Regions from separate parts of the Homo sapiens genome. Here all the other regions are linked to region 1. The links are chromatin loops, found by intact Hi-C in ENCODE. Cell type or tissue: CD4-positive, alpha-beta T cell. All regions are shown on one strand.

Region 1 (2,500 bases):
AACAGCATTCCACGCAGCGGGATCAGTAGGGCAGAATCCCTGAGGCCAGAGCGTGCCTGGTGTGTCTGAGGACAGCATGGGGCCGGGTGGGGTTGGGGGCTGCAGAGGGAGACACAGACTTCCACACACGGAGGGGGAAGGCAGCGTGAGGACCAGCACTAAATCCCAGTAGGGAAAACAGAAGCAGAGATAAGCCACCAGGAAAAGATGAAAATCCTCACGGACTCCAGCCCCAGGCTCTCCTCCTGGGTTTCCTGCCTGGGTGCGCAGGGGACATGGCGACCGCACTACCGATTTCAAAGTGACTTTGAGGCTGGGCTCAGGGGCTCATGCCTGTAATCCCAACACTTTGGGAGGCCAGAGTGGGAGAATCGCTTGAGCCCAGGAGGTCGAGCCGTGATCGCGACCGTGTACTCCAGCCTGGGCGGCAGATCTAGACCCTATCTCCAAAAAAAAAAAAAAAAAAAAGAGAAAAGAAAAAAGAGAAAGAAAAACTTTGACCTGAAGACACGCCAATGCTCTTCAGCCTGTGTAGGCAGGTGTGACCCCCGTGCGGGGGTCCCGGGCGCTGTGCCCACAGAACAGGGTCTGACCCAGCACGCGGACGGAACCTTATTTTAACCCGAGACACAAACGCGCCCCTCTTGGACCCTGGCTCCGGCCCGACCCTCAGGGCGGCCGGCTGTGCGAGGCCTCGGTCACCGGGCGCCGCCGCGTCCCTGCGGGGTCTCCACCTGGCTGGGGGCTCCCCCCCGTCTTCATCTCGAGGACGCCTTAGGGACGTTTTGGGGCTTAAAGCCACTAAAGACGTTTCTTTCAGATTTTTGTTTTCCATTTTAAAAATTGCATTTGGAGCTACTTGGAGGTTTGTGAGTCGGTTTGTTTTCTTCATTTCAGATATTCGAGTCATGGAACTTTTTCAAAGAACTGAAGGGGGATTCCCGGTGATTTTTCCACCCCATACAGATGAAGACATCAAAGGGCCCCGCCGCAGTGACGAAGACAAAAGCATGAACAGATCTGGGTCCAAAGAGGCTCGGCAGGTGCGGTGGGCACGAGGGAGCGACCCCCGGGTGGCCGAGGGACTGAGGGATGCGCGTCCAGCCCCGGAGGGCGGCGTCCACCTGACCCCCCAGCCCGAGCCGCCGCCGCCGCCTCCCAGCCCGGCCTGCGCTGCCCCCTGGCGGTGGGGCCAGGAGCCATCCCAGCCTCTAAGCCCCCGACCCTACCTCGGCCCCCGGGGCTGCCGCGGAAGGGCCCCCAAAGCCTGCTCATAGCCAAGGGACAGGTATGTGGCCAAGGCCCCCCACAGCCCTGAACTGGAGTGTGTCTGAGGCTCCGGCAGGGGCCCCCTCACTTGGGCGCGGAGCCCTGGGAGTGGAGAGAGCGGACCCCACACCTGGGGCCGGACCAGCCTGGGGTGGCAGAAAGGGAGTCCGGGTCTGTGGGTTTGATGAGGGCAGAGGGAGGGGCATGCGTCCTGGTAAGTCGGGTGCTGCGGAGGTGAGGTGGTTCCATTTTGGAAACTGAGGAAGCAGAGCTTGGAAGACCTGGGGGGTGGAGGGGAAGGGTCTGCACGCACCCAGGAGTGGGTGACACAGAGGCCCAGCCTGCCAAGCAAGCCGGTGTCTGTGCCCTCCGGGTGGGACGAGAGACCCAGGCCCCGCCACCCAAGGTCGGCACTCAGGGCTGGCTCTCCTGTGTCCTCTCTGCCTTGCAGGCGGCTATGGGTCTGCGGCATATGGAAACAAGGGTTGGGGGGACAGCAGCTCCAGGGCTCCAAGTGGTGAGGGTTTGAACACCAGTGCCAGCGGCCTTGGGGTGGGCTCGGAGTCTGGGGTCCACAGTTCAGCGGAGGCTCTGCTCAGGCCCTGCTGGGCTCCCGCTCTGAGGGCTGCGACCTTCATCTGGGGTTCTAGGAGGAAGAACTTCTTCTGCAGGGGGAGGAAGGAGGTGCCTGTGTGAGCCGCGCGCCCCCGTGCCCACAGCTCTGCCCTGGGGCGTGCGTTCACACTCACGGGCATACGTGCTCATGCACACCCCCACCCCCAGGCACACTCCCAGCCCTCGCCTGGGTTCTGAAACTGCTGGAGGTTGAACCCACTCCCCAAGGCACCCTCAGCAAGAGGCTCCCTTGGCTCAGAAACTCCAAGTTCCGTCCCTGATGGAGACCACGCACCCTGCCATGCTGCCCTCCAGGGAGTCCTGGGGACAGTGAGAGCTTGCAGGAAGGGCAGGGCGGGTCTGGGTGGGGAGCCTGGCTCTGTATTCTTGACCATAGCCGGCTGGGCCCCTGGCGGGGACTGGCTCTCTGGGACCGGTGCTCCCCCCACCCTCTCCTGGAGCCCCAGCAGGTGCAGGACAGTAAGGCTGACCTCAGCCTGGGGCAGCCCCACCCAAGACTCCCCACCCCGCACAAACTGGGGTGCAGGGCCTCCTACCTCCCGGCGTTGCTGGGAACAGCGGCACCTGTACCAGGCGAACATGACCAGAGCGACCA
Region 2 (2,500 bases), 51 kb before region 1:
GGCATGCTGGTGTGCGCCTCTAACCCCAGCTACTCAGGAGGTTGATGCGGAAGAACTGCTTGAACCCAGAAGGCAGGGGTTGCAGTGAGCTGAGATCGCGCCACTGCACCCCAGCCTAGGCAACAGAATGATACTTTGTCTTAAAAAAAAAAAAAAAAAAAAAAAGCAGATGGTGAGTTAAGCGAACCTAACCAGAGTGTGGCCCTGTCCTGGCACAGGAGGGTAATTCTGAATTACCAGCCTGGATGCTGGCAACTCCCATTAAGGATTGTCTTGTCAACAAAAAAAACAGGGAGACGCCTTGAGCAGCAGGACAAAGGTCAACTCGCAGGGCAGCGGTCAGCAGTACCACGACTTCTCATTACAGATGCTTGAGTTAAGGAGAGTCCAAGGTCAACAGAGGCTACAGCCCTAACACTGCAGTGAGGAGACCCCAGAAGCTACAGGAAGAACAGGTGGTCGCTCTCCTCTCATGGCTGGTCAGCATCTTGGGGCCCTATTGCATACCAGGCACCCTGCAGGCTGCCTCTTGAGAAATCAGTCAGTGAGGGGAAAAACGTGTGCTTCAGAGATGAAGCAGTTAGCTCCCAAAAGATGCTTGTGCACATTATGAAGTCAGTCCATCCAGGTAACAGGTGGACAAATGGAGGCCCTGACAAGCTGATGGTGCGATGGGATCAAGTACAGATGCCAACAGATTCATCTGTCCAGCCCACCAGCCAGGTAATCCAGTCCTGCCACTAACCTCCAGAACACACTACAGGTGAGAACAGAGGCAGGACCAGCTGGGCTCTCACTGCCTCTCTGCATGGGCCGCCTGCGGGGTGAACACAGCAGGCCTCTCCCTCTAGCCTAGCCCAGCTGAACAGTCCTCTTCCGCCAGACACCCCTGTGGTTCTGGGGCTGGGAACTCATGGTCCACATTAAGGACACTGGCTGTTTTCAAATGTTACCAAGTTTATTTCCAGTGGTACTCTGCCAGCATAAGTGAAAGAACTTCTGGTTTATGGCCACACCACATGGACACGGATGCGGAGGGCGGCACAGGGCCGGGGCCAGGTCACACAACAGGCTGCCAAGGTGTGCGCTCCACAGGTGTGTGTGGGCTGTGTCACCTTCCCAACCTGCCCTCCTGAAGGGCCTTGCGGATCTGGCAATCTCAGACTGAAGACAGATTGTTCTTTTTGGGGTCCCACTTTCCAAAGCCTGGGCATTCAAGAAATAGCCCCAAAATACTGCCCCCTTTGAAGGGGCAATTTTGGAACACGACAACCTGGCAGGGCCCTGCAGTGAGCACCCGCCCTCCAACTGTCACAGCAGGGTCGGGGCAGGCAGGCCCACACCACGCTTCTAGCCCACAGGCACTCCACTGAAGCACAGCCTTCCCCCCTTCCTGGTCTCAAACATCTGAAAGCACAGAAAGTCCCCGGTAGAAAAACAAGAACCCAAAAGCCAAGCTCAAAGCAAGGTGAACCCCACCTGGAGGATACCAAAGTGACAACAGTAGGAATGGTCTTAACGATACTCATACTAGAATATACACGACACACAGAGGTCAAGATGAAGACCTAGTTCCTCGATTTATGTGTAACTGGCTGCCCAAACAAAACTATGGTGGGGATGACCGATCCATCTCATAGTCTTCAGATCAGCCATCTTTGACTCTAACTGCCATTCTGCTCAGACCCACGCTTCTTTCAAACTGCCTTACTCCGGCTAACGTGACCACCTCGCCTTTCCTCCGTGGGGTCGTCTGAAAGGACCACAGTGTAGGCTAGGAGCCAATGCTGATGGGAAAAAAAAAAATCAGCTGTGCCTAACCCCACTCAAGTAACTGGACGTGTACCCTGATGGGTGGCTGTCTGGGACGGCTGTCTGGGGGCTCCAACCCCAGGGTGTCAGAGCCACAGCCGCCCGCAATCCCGTATCCAGCATGACTGTATGCCCAGCGCGAGGTGAGGCCTGGAGGGTAGAATGCTGAGTGAGGAGACAGCCTTCCACCCTCCACCTCTGGAATTACTTGGTGACAACCACACCAAAATTTGTCTTAATCTATCTTTGGAAAGCACAAAGTTGTTTGACAAGGTCTCAGATCAGAGAACAGATAGTTTCAAAGTACTTCTTATTTATTTATTTTTTGAGACAGAGTCTCACTCCATCGCCCAGGCTGCAGTGCAGTGGTGTGATCTTGGCTCACTGCAACCTCCGCCTCCCAGGTTCAAGCAATTCTCGTGCCTCAGCCTCCCAAGTAGCTGGAATTACAGGCAGCCACCACCACGCCTGGCCAATTTTTGTATTTTTAGTAGAGATGGGGTTTCGCCACTTTGGCCAGGCTGGTCTCCTGACCTCAAGCGACCCGCCCACCTCAGCTTCCCAAAGTGCTGGGATTACAGGCGTGAGCCACCACACCCGGCCCAAAATACTCCTTTTTGATGCCTGCCTAAAGGTGGCTAATGGACTGGCTTTGCAGTGTAACTCAGATCCTGGGGTTAAAACTTTC
Region 3 (2,500 bases), 120 kb before region 1:
CAGGGCAGGCTCCTCCTGCCAGTGGGACCTCAACCTGAACATCACTGCAGGGAAGCTTTCCTAACTTCCATCTCACGTTGGCACAACGCCATCACCCCAGTGTCGGGTGTAGTGAGTCCCACTGTCTGGCACAGTCTTGGCGACTGAAACATTTTGTACACAGAGGACATGCACACACCTGTGCACACACCTGTGCACACACAGGGAAAGAATTGGACTATCAGCAAATACACATTAAATGATGGAACACCACTGTGATCTCTGATGACTCAGAACCCTTCACACAGTGCCCGTGAGTCATGACAACGGTTCTCTGCAGAGCCTGAGGTCTGCGAGGTCTACGGGCCTCTTCTCTGAGGGACTGCTGTGGCCCCCGTCCTGTACCAGCTGCCCTGCCACTGGGCTTGCCTCCTTAACTCATTGGTCGCAGCCACCCATGGGGGTTGCCGTTCTGAGAATCTGATCATGCAATCTTATCTGGCCTCAAATGTGCCCGCGACTCCTGACCATTTTCAAAATAAAGTCCGATCTCCTTGGCACAGCGTATGAAGACAGACCGAGGACACGGCCCAGCCTGCGTGGCTCCAGCTGCTCCCTGCAGGCCCAGAGCAGCCTTTATCTGCCAGTTCCTGTGCACGTGCTACTCCAGGTCCCCATGCCCCCATCTCCCCACTGGGTGAGGTTCCTTCCCACCAGGTCTCAGGACTCAGCGGGTCACCCTGTTTTCAAAAGCTTCAGGCAGCCAGGACAGGCAGATGGCACGTACCACCCCCTCTATGTGAGATGGGTGCTCCCAGGCCTCTGTGCTCTGCACAGAAGAGCAGCCTGAAAAATCCATACAGCAAGTGACTCGGTGCAGCACCCGGTGAGAGCCCAGCATCTCCAGCGCTTTATCCATCACACTCAGGACCCATAAGAAGCCCCACACACCAAGGGCCTGTAAGTCAGCCGGGCTCGGCTCGCCTTTCCTTCTGACCTCATCATAGAACGGCCTGCTCTGTTTCTGTACAAATCCCATCTCGGGATGATCCCCAAAGCCCCAAGGCTGAGATTAATTGGCTTTCAAAAGCACGGACTCAGCATCTGGACGCAATCTGCCTGTCGGCCAGCAGGCGTCCCCAGCAAGCACCTGGTTTCAAGAAGGACCATGAAGCTTCCGGGTTGGGGAGCGGCAGGAGAAGCCGCCGGGGAGGGAAGGCCTCGCTGTGCGTTCACCCTCTTTCAGGAGAACCAGTGGGGCTCCCTGAACCAGCCAGCTCCCAGCAGGGGCTGGAACAGCATGGGTGGGCATCCCATCACTTTGATTTTCTCATTTTAAAAATACTGAGCTGAGCTAACGGTGATGTTGTAGGTTTACCTGTTGTGGTACAATGACACATCATGGTTTTCTTGCACAGTTCCTGGCTCATAACTCTCACACGTCACAGTCTTTTGTTGCAATGTTGGGCGTGTCAGGCCTCAGGAAACAGAATCCTTCCAGGTCTCCACTCTCACCTGACTTTCCATTGTAGGTCATAAGATCCTCCCCAGAGCTCCCACCCTCTACCCTGGGGGAAGGAATGCTGACTTCAGGAAGCCTCCCTAAACACCCAAGAGGACAGGGTGTGGAGAGGTTCCTGGGGAGTGGTGGGTGGGGTGTGGGGGGGTCCTCCAGGAAGCCTCTTCCCCCATATCTCCCCTTACGCATCTCCTCATCTGTATCCTCTGTAATACCCTTTATAATAAACTGTTACACGTATGTGTTTCCCTGGGTTCTGTGAGTCACCCCAGCAAATCAATCGAACCCAAAGAGGGGGCTGTGGGAACCCCAACTTGAAGCCAGTGGTCAGTCAGAAGTTCCGGAGGCCAGGACTCGCGACTGGTGTCAGAAGCGGGCAGTCTTTGAACCACCATTGCAAAATTATAACTCAGACAGTGAAAGAGATCTGACCTAACCAATTCCATCGTGCTTCTAACCTCCAAGCTCTCCTTGTTCATTCCTGGGTGTAGGCCGAACTAAGTTTAGGAGGAACTTAGTTTATAGTTTGAAACAAAGACAGTAACAGCCCTTTCCCGAAACAAACCCCCTTTTTGCCTGGGGACTAGACTGCCTTTGTAGGACTAACAAATTAGCCAAAAGATTAGAAATTATGGTTTAGGGCCAGGTGCAGTGACTGGCCCCGGTTGTCCCAGCACTTTGGGAGGCTGAGGCTGGATCACTTGAGCCCAGGAGTTCGAGACCAGCCAGGGCCACACGGCAAAACGCTGCCTCTACCAAAAATACAAAAATTAACTGGGGCGTCGCTTGTAGTCTCAGCTACCAGGCAGGCTGAGGTGGGAGGATCGCTTGAGCTTACGACGTTGAGGCTGCAGTGAGCTGTGATTGCACCACTGCACTCCAGCCTAGGTGACAGAGTGAGACCCTGTCTCAAAAATAAAAAAAAAAAAACAAAAAAGAAATTATGGTTTAGGAGTCATGCAGCTACAGGCTACAAGATTCTGACCTTCCCCAAATTGTTCC
Region 4 (2,500 bases), 64 kb before region 1:
AGTATCAGTGCTGAAGGCATAATCAACACTATAAAGGCACACGGGCCAGGTGCAGTGGCTCATGCCTGTAATCCTAGCACTTTGGGAGGCTGAAACGGGAGGACTGCTTGAGCTCAGAAGTTCGAGACCAGCCTGGATAACAAAGGGAGACCCTTGTCTCTACAAAAAATTCTGGAAATTAGGTGGGTGTGGTGGCACGCTTCTGTGGTCCCAGCTACTTGGGAGGCTGAGGCAAGAGGATCACTTGAGCCCAGGAAATGGAGGCTGCAGTGAGCCGTGATGGCACCACTGTGCTCCAGCCTGGGCCACAGAGCAAGACCCTGTCAAAAAAAAAAAAAAAAATCCATTTTAGAAAAAATGGGTGAAAGACCTGGACACTTCACCCAAGACGTTACGTATGAAAAGTCAACGACCACAAGAAGATTCTCAGAGAGATGGAAAACACATGCTGGTAAAAACATGCACAGGAATGTGCACCGCAGCCTCACGCCACAGTCAAATTCAAATGCTGCAGCAACAGGTGGGTTTCTCAAAATGCCACCCCCAAAATACGTCCTTTGGTCCTATTTTTTTTTCTCATATCCACAAGAACATGTCTCTTCGGTATGTTTTCACAGCACTGGATCCGCAACTATACACATGGCTCTACACACATACGGCTTGTGAACGGCCTGGATAAACCTTTTATGTCCTTCCATGGCAAGACAGATTTTTAGTTTAGTCTTAAAGCAAGTTTTGGTACCACTAGGGAAATTCAATTCATTTAAAAAATTGTTTCATTATTTTATTGTTTTGAGACGAGGTCTCGCTGTCACCCAGGCTGGAGTGCAGTGGCACCATCTCGGCTCACGGCAACCTCCGCCTCCTGGATTCAAGCAATTCTCCTGCCTCAGCCTCCTGAGTAGGTAGGACTACAGGTGGGCGCCACCATGCCCAGCTCATTTTACTGGCCACATGTATCGCCTCTCCTCTGAAGGCATGTATTTTTTTTTTTGGCTAAGTTTTTCTATCATGGTATCTTTTTCCTATTCATAGTAGTTCTTTATAACTTCTAGATACTAAACCACTGCAGGTTTTTTGTGAGGCAAGTATCTCTCAGTTAATGGCATGTTTTTTATTTTCTTCTGGAGTTTCTTGATGAAAAGACTTTTCATGAATATGAATGCCTTAATCTTTTGCTTTATGAGTGCTTTCAGTATCTTACATTAAAAAAATAGTTTCTGCCCTCAGCGTCAAAAAGAGATGCTATTGTTTTTTTTTAAAGTGTTAAAGTTACTTCTACTTCTAACAAAAACAGTAATAGGGGCCTGATTCGCCCTCACACCTTAAGTAACTAAGGGAAAGAACAAAACACACACCCTCACACATCACAGGGTGGTTTCCACAACACTGGGCCCGGCCAATGACTGACAGCCGTGCCAGCCAGTGACAGCTGTGCCTGAGGGCGGGAAGGAGCCGTGAGAGGGCGCCCTGGGCTGCCCCCTGCACTGCTGGGAGCATAAGCACAAACGCCAGACTGAACAGATCCATGGAACCCAACCTCATCCCAGAAGAGAGCTGAGGAGGAGCCTGCAGAATGTGGAAGAGCACAGCATGCGTGACATTCTCAATGTCCGGCATCCAAAGTGGAAAACAAACCTGGAGTAAGAGGTTAACTGAACAGACCCGGATGTTCACATCAGCAGGGAAAGCCATGAAACGTTACTACAGATTTCGACTGTATTCCACCGTCGAAAAGTTTTTTAACTGGCCAGGCTCAGGCCTATAATTCCAGCACGTTGGAGGTGGAAGTGGGAGGATCACTTAAGTCCAAGTTTGAGACCAGAAAGAAAACATACTGAGACCCCCGTCTCTACAAAAAAATTTTAAAAATTAGCTAGGCATGGTGCTGTGTGTCTACAGTCCCAGCTACTCGGGAGGCTAAGGTGGGAGGATGGCTTAGGCCCAGGAAGTCGAGACTGCAGTGAGCCGTGATTGCACCACTGCACTCCAGCCTGGGTGACAGAATGAGACCGTCTCAAAAAAAAAAAAAAAAAAAGTTAAAGGCATGAGGCATATACATATATATGTGTATTTATGTTTCGGTCTTTTATATATATGTATATATTTATATAAAAAACATAAATGTATATATAAACCTGAACATATGTGTATATATATATATTATATATATGCAAATACACATCTACTTTCAGATTTGGGAATAGTTGCATTCTGCGTCACAGTCGAGCATCCCTAATCTGAAAATCCAAACTGCCCCCATTAGCATCTCCTTTGAGCATCATGTTAGCACTCATAAAGTTCCCGACTTTGGGTGTTTCAGATACTCAACCTTATTACGGATTTGTGAATTCTTTTCTCTCTCTAGATGCAGCATTACGGATTCCCAAATTCCCTTTCTCCACTCCAATGAGTCACAGTTCCTTCTTCTTAATACTCATTTTGGAGTTTTCACTGTCCCAAATTTAGGCAACAGATCACCTTTCAAACTTTTTCCCGT

The links. Hi-C counts contacts between places; a loop is a spot of excess contacts. Peaks named below come from ENCODE experiments on the same cell type or tissue, not always from the same donor. Only the 100,000 strongest peaks of a DNase experiment are listed, where the experiment ranks them.
Region 2: it touches region 1 in a loop (11-fold over the local background); 13 of 110 quality-filtered maps call a loop at or near these places.
Region 3: a loop joins it to region 1, with 7 times the contacts of the local background. A loop is called at or near these places in 60 of 110 quality-filtered maps.
Region 4: a loop joins it to region 1, with 4 times the contacts of the local background. A loop is called at or near these places in 39 of 110 quality-filtered maps.

What each region holds. Positions count from the first base shown.
Region 1 is chr17:82,320,437-82,322,936 of GRCh38, forward strand. It overlaps SECTM1 (secreted and transmembrane 1), which reads right to left. Exons shown (of 5, transcript NM_003004.3): 4 at 2,442-2,500; 5 at 588-1,934. The coding sequence ends at 1,725. Among named protein-coding and RNA genes, the nearest start is that of CD7, 4.1 kb to the left of the region's middle. RefSeq lists silencers at 976-1,155, 1,166-1,315. In CD4-positive, alpha-beta T cell, CTCF peaks have their summits at 1,184 (motif pointing left) and 1,383; DNase peaks (open chromatin) are centred at 965, 1,835 and 2,195; H3K4me3 peaks cover 440 bases.
Region 2 is chr17:82,268,955-82,271,454 of GRCh38, forward strand. All of the region lies in intron 1 of CSNK1D (casein kinase 1 delta), which reads right to left. Among named protein-coding and RNA genes, the nearest start is that of CSNK1D, 3.5 kb to the right of the region's middle. In CD4-positive, alpha-beta T cell, no CTCF peak of the experiment used is centred here; a DNase peak (open chromatin) is centred at 1,403.
Region 3 is chr17:82,204,924-82,207,423 of GRCh38, forward strand. The region is part of intron 1 of CCDC57 (coiled-coil domain containing 57); the gene reads right to left. Among named protein-coding and RNA genes, the nearest start is that of CCDC57, 6.7 kb to the right of the region's middle. RefSeq lists enhancers at 266-1,067, 844-1,023, 950-1,244, 1,068-1,869, 1,354-1,413 and 1 more. In CD4-positive, alpha-beta T cell, CTCF peaks have their summits at 1,136 and 1,335; DNase peaks (open chromatin) are centred at 325, 664, 1,138 and 1,418; H3K4me3 peaks cover 335 bases; H3K27ac peaks cover 1,168 bases.
Region 4 is chr17:82,256,186-82,258,685 of GRCh38, forward strand. The region is part of intron 2 of CSNK1D (casein kinase 1 delta); the gene reads right to left. Among named protein-coding and RNA genes, the nearest start is that of CSNK1D, 16 kb to the right of the region's middle. In CD4-positive, alpha-beta T cell, no CTCF peak of the experiment used is centred here; a DNase peak (open chromatin) is centred at 1,416.